Linked DNA regions of Homo sapiens: region 1 is linked to region 2. A link is a loop called in an ENCODE intact Hi-C map of the cell type or tissue named here. Cell type or tissue: PC-9. All regions are shown on one strand. Each heading gives the region's core, and the rest is flanking DNA. Links, peaks and the distances in the headings are about the cores only.

Evidence for each region. Peaks named below come from ENCODE experiments on the same cell type or tissue, not always from the same donor. Only the 100,000 strongest peaks of a DNase experiment are listed, where the experiment ranks them.
Region 1: it touches region 2 in a loop (3-fold over the local background); 8 of 110 quality-filtered maps call a loop at or near these places.

Annotation. Positions count from the first base shown.
Region 1 is chr1:47,106,196-47,109,110 of GRCh38, reverse strand. CYP4Z1 (cytochrome P450 family 4 subfamily Z member 1) reads right to left here. Exons shown (of 12, transcript NM_178134.3): 9 at 2,850-2,915. All of the region lies in intron 5 of CYP4A22-AS1 (CYP4A22 antisense RNA 1), which reads left to right. Among named protein-coding and RNA genes, the nearest start is that of CYP4A22, 30 kb to the left of the region's middle. RefSeq lists an enhancer at 661-1,270. In PC-9, for the core only: no CTCF peak of the experiment used is centred there; DNase peaks (open chromatin) are centred at 912 and 1,170; H3K27ac peaks cover 1,426 bases.
Region 2 is chr1:46,746,207-46,749,121 of GRCh38, reverse strand. No RefSeq gene overlaps it. Among named protein-coding and RNA genes, the nearest start is that of EFCAB14, 29 kb to the right of the region's middle. In PC-9, for the core only: CTCF peaks have their summits at 1,054 and 1,253 (motif pointing left); a DNase peak (open chromatin) is centred at 1,241.

The DNA of each region.
Region 1 (2,915 bases), core at 122-2,621, 360 kb before region 2:
GCAACAGAATCACCCAAGTGGCTTTCTTGAGTTGGAACTTAGAATTTACCTAGACTTATGATTTATCTTTTATAAGTAGATTGGTTTGTAGATACCTAAGTATGGAAATATAAAACTTAGGGGACTCTGGCATTTGAAGATTGACAAAGGCAATAACTGAGACCATGGAAGCAAGGTTGTTGAGAAGGAAATAGCTGATATTCTAGGACTTGGATACTGTCTGGGTAAGGAAGATGGTGGAGGTGTGAGGATGACTTCTATCTTTCTCACTTAAAATTACTCACAGACAGTGGTGCCATTCATTAATGTAGCAATCCAGGAGGAGGAATAGGTTTAGGGGAAGGAGGTAGATGACATGCTTTCTTTTGGACATTTTGCACATCATAGTATGCTCAGAACAAAGCAAAGTGCCTAGAGCAAATGTTTAATATGCACTTGTTGGGCCAGCAAATGAAGAGAAGGGCACACATAATGTAGTAGGTCTTTTGCCAAGAGTGAATGGGACCATGGCACAGGCACAGGTAGAGAGTGATGACAATGTGTAAGTGATACTGTGAGGTGTGGGAGAGAAAGCAGGCATCATAAACATGTTTCTTTTTAGAAATAAACAGGATTTCTGGGTAATACAGGGGAAGAGGTGGGTCTGGCGGATATGAGGCATCCATTTGCACATGCTTTGTTGTGCTATAGCTGCATTCAAGGGCCCATTAGCAGGGCAGAGAAAGCGTATAGAGGAATTTAATGCTGGTTGAATTACTGATGAGTGACAGTAGAGAAAGGGAAAATATTCAAGGAAGTTGACGGCATTGCCAAAGGGGAAGTTGGAGTGATGAATCCAGGCATCCAAGCCTGGGGTGAAGAAAGTGAAGTTGTGGAGTGCCTGTGTGTATGAGAGGGGCAGGAAGGAAAGCAGGGTAACAGGAAATGAGACAGATGAGCACGTGAGGTGCAGTGAAGGCCTGAAAGCTCTGGAGGGCAAGAAGGTGTGGCGGAAAGGAATGTAAAGTGAGGTGAAGGCAACTCTGCGTGTGCACTTCCTGTCCCTTCATTGTAGCTTGAGGGAGATTAAGGTGCAGCCCTTGAAGGCACTTGGAGGAAAGGGCAGAGACTGCAGGAGACCAGAGATGACGTATAAGTAGCCTAAAACTGAGTCAGCCGGGTGGAGCCAGCTCTTCCACCAACATCCATGCGGATCTCAACAGCATTGTCTGAAGCCCAGAAAGTTACCCGCAGCAGCTGCAAAAGCCACAAGATCAGGAAAGTGAAAGGAACATGAAACAGAAAGGACCTGAATGGGAAAAATTAGAAGGCATGCTGATTCTCACATTTTCAACATGTAGCTTTTGTATGGGTCGGGGGATTTTAAGATTCTGTGGATTACAGGGCTTAGGTGATCTAGAATGGAAGTAGAGAAAATAATTTTCTTGTGTTGGAAGGCAGCAATAAATCATCATTTTATTGATGTTGAAAAAAACCAGAGCTTATTGACAGGATTTAGGTATTATTGAAATGCAAGATTAAGGGAAAAGGTAGTAAAAGTTGACTCTGAGCTGTTTTGTTGGAGCAACTAGGTGGGCGGAATATTATGTGTATGGATGCAATATTATGTAGGTAATAAATATTACAATAAATACCATGTGAAAAATAACACTGAATTAAAAAGAGGAAACTTCTTTAGATACTAGATGATTGCAAAGATCCCCATGATAGCAAAGATCTTTCTCTGGAGAGATCCCAGAGAAAGCTTAAGTTGTTGCTTTAGTGTAGTAGTTACGAGCGCAGACTCTAGAGTCCCACTACTTGGGTTCAAGTCCTAGTTCCACCATTTACCAGAGATGAAGTTTTACCTTTTTGTTCCTGTTTGTCTAAAATGTGCATAACACTAGTATTTCCACAGCAGAACTGGGGGGCAGGAGGATGGGTGGATAAAATGAGTTAACACATGCAAAACATATGGAACAATGCTTAGTCCCTAGTAAGTACTAAATAGTTTTTGTTTTTGTTATTACAATAGTAAAGTTGATTTTGTAGGAAACAAATATTTAATTGCTATTGGGCAACTATGGTAGCACAGTAGCAATTAAATATTGCTACATTTAATTAGATTGCCCAATCAAATCCAATATTTGAAAGACGGTTAAATTGGAGGAAGTTGTAGAAACACATCTCGACATAGGTCAAAGATAAATTCTGGCTCATTCCTTTATGTCTCTAATGTTGCCTTTCAATCCATCTTGCATTCCACCAATGTATTAATCTTTCTAAAAAATAACTATAATCATGCCACCCAGCTTAGACGTCTTAAATCTGTCTGCTGCTTGATTGAGAAAGACTGAACACAAAGGTTGGCCTTCAGAAAACTCTATGATCTGGCTACATCATGGCTCCAGGTATAGTCCCACAATTTCCCTCTGTGAATCCTGGAGTCTGTGGATTACAGCAATTGCTCCAGTGACATGCCCTGCCGGTGTGCGTGAGGGAAGGGAGAAGGCAGGCTGCCTGCTGCTTTGTGTCTGCTCTTCTCTCTGCCCACAGTACTGCCTCTCTCATCTTTGCTGATATAAATCTAGTCCTTTAAGTTTCAGCATTAAAGCCGTGATGCTTCACGAAGGCCCCCTCACCCAACCCTCAGTCCATATGGCAGGATTCTGTACCTTTGCACCTTGATAATCCTGTGCCTGTTTGGATAGTCCTGAGAGCTCTATCCTCTTTCTCCCTCTCTGGGAAATAAGAATGGCCCTAGGTTCCACAGAGTCTAAGGATAAATAACTGTTAAAGACATGAGTATGTTAAGACATTTCAATCCAGCACAGCTGCATTGTTAAAAAAAAAAAAAAAAGTTTTAAGACCTGCAGGTAAGGAGCGTCCATCTGGAAAGGTGATGGGTTTGTCGAGTAACCGGGATATGTTTACTA
Region 2 (2,915 bases), core at 221-2,720:
GGCAGTTACGCATTTTTTGCTGCTGGGACCAAGGTGAGGGGAGTGGAGAAGAAATTTGTTCCAACCAGGGTGGAAAGGAAAGTCATGAAAGCCTTTCTAGAAGAGGGGCCATAGAAATGAGTCTGGAAAGATAAATGAGCACTCCCTAGCAGGGAACATAGTTTAGGTAGACAAGGCCATTGAGGCGGAGTACAGCTGGCCAGTTGTTGGATAAACCTGGGGTAGTGAGCATGAGGATGGGGCAGGCTGAGGGAGGAGGCTGGAGGGGCAGGCCAGCCCAGGTCATCCCTGGCCTTGCAGGGATGGAGCAGGGTTGGGGCTTTACCCTACAGGCCATGGGGAGCATCAGAAGGCTTTAAGGGAATTAAGGCATTGGCAGTAATGTCCACTCTGGCTGCTATGTGAGGAGCGATGTGAGGAGTTAGATCCTCATTAATATGATTATTATGGGGATATTAATTTATGCAGGTGGACCAGAGGGTGGAACATCAGTGAGAAAGGCTGGCAAGAGATGATGGAGGCTTATATTAGGGCAGTGGCCATGGAGGAGTACCTGGATGCAGGGGTTTGGGGGAGCAGAGGGAACAGCAGCAAGACCAGGATAATCAACAAGGTCAGAGACCAGAGATCCAGATTCAGCCCAGTCCAGTGTTCCAGCCTCTGGCCCCATGCGCCTGCTGCCTGTCCCAGCTTTGGATGGAAAAGAAGTAGAGGGAGGTGCAGAAAAAAAGGAAAGGAAGGTATGAGACGCTGAGCAGTGACAGAATTGGGAGGTAGGAGGCGGACTGCAGCATGACCTCTTCCTTGAGCTAAGGAGCTGCACTCAGCACTGTGTGGTATGAACTTGGAGAAGTAGGATGGCTGGGAGGGAAGAAGACCCTTCCCTGACTTCCTTCAACAGACGTTTGTCCTGGGCCTGCTAAGAGAGTTGGAACTAGCAGACCTGGTTCAAATCCCAGGCAAACCAGTTACCAACTCAATGGCTTCACGTAAATGACTAAATCTCTGAGCCAGTTTCCCCATCTGGAAAATAGAGATGGCCATCCCTGCCATGGAGAGCTGCTTTAGGAGTTATAAATAATATGTATTATAGTAATTGGGCACAGAGTGGGTGTGCAGCAAATGGCAGTCAGTATTCTTTGCCTAGAACTCTGCTGAGGCTCTAATCACATACTGTGAGGGTGAACCTAAACAGTCCTAGGCTTTGGAAGGCTCTGTGTTTCCATGCTTCCCTCTGCTGGTCAAAAGAGGCAGTCTCCACTGAGGAGAGAATCGCAGGATGCTAAGACCAGACACAGCTCCCCGCCCCCTACCTAGACTAAGAATCCTCTTATATTGAACCTCAGGGTGAATCCTTCCAAAGGCAGCAGATGTGATGTAGCGTATAGACCACCAGCTACTTACCAACAGTGTGAAGTTGGATGCATCACTTCACCTCTCTGAGACTTTGTTTCCTTGGCTATAAAATGGGGTGATAATCTCTGACATGTTTCACAGTGTTGCTGTGAATCCCAAATGAGATTATGTCTATGGAACTTTTTAGAAAACCTGAGCTACGCATAAATGTTAGTGATCAGGCACTTTCTGATGTCCCTTCCCCACCACGCTAGGTGCTCATGCTGGCTGGGTATGTGCTCATGAGCACCCAGCATGAGCACCTCGTGTGGTGGGGAAGGGGCATGAGAAATATAAGAAGCTGCCCCCATCCTTGAGGAGCTCCAATCCAGTCAGGGAGACAAGTCATGCTTCAGGCAGTTATTGATGCTATGGGATGGGGACTCTGTGTGCCCAGAGGAAACAAGAAAAGACCTGCTGTTCTGTTGGCCTGTTCCAAGACCCCCAGTTTTTCATCCCTAAAAGTGCAGAGGCTGAAGCCACGTCCAGAATGACCAATAGGTCTCCAACTATTGCATATCTTGGTATAATCCTCCTTTCTGCCCCTCAAGGCCATCTTCCCCAAAGCAGTGAACAGGGAAATGTGGAAAGGGGTCGCCAGAGTCCACAGGCTAAAACCACAGCTGTCTCCAAGTATAGAAACCACCTCATATTGGGGTAAGACTCTCAAGAGACTGCTGTACATTGTAATACCTTCTCACCAGATTTCCTGGGCCAACCCCTAATGGGCTTCACAATTACCCTCACCTCCAAAGCTTTATTTTGACTTCACCTCACTAAACTTGTTAGATCACCATAGTTGGGTTTCCACCAAGGAAACTTACCCTGGTTTCCTAAATCTATAGAAACTCCTGAGGACATGGGTATGGACAAAAAATTACAGGGATAGAGGGAGGTTCAAATAGTCAAACAGGAATAAACTGGCAGGGAAACCGAGGTATACTTAGCCCTTCCTTAGAATTTAAAATCAGGAAAGAAAATGTTTTTGTCTGACAAGGAAAACATATAAATAAGCATTTTCCAAAATGAACTATTCAAAATGCTGATTTATTGCTAGACGTCAATAAATTTTCCATGGGAAAGGGGCTCCATGATCAATTAAACTTGGGAAACTGAGTAAAAAATAAATTTTGCTGCAAGATGCGTCAGAGCCTTCATTATTTAATGCCATTAGGACTCCTCAAACAGAATGGAGTGTAGTATATGCAGTATTTCCTAGGTTTATTTGACTAATGAACTGCTTATTCCAGACACTCTTATTAACATCTTATGGGACTTCAAGAATTTCATGAAGTTAAATGCTGATATCTATTGTGGTTCCCTTTGTGCCCTAGCTTCCAGGAAGCTCAATGTTAACCATAATGCTTATATGGCAGAAAGCATATAGCTCAGGTCTGAGATGGAATTATCTCCCCTAGTAATATTTCAGGATTCCTGGACAAGACATTGCTATTATTCCATAGCATTATAGGACAGATGTTGCTACAGAGAGTGTAACATTTCCTCCCACCCCTGACTAC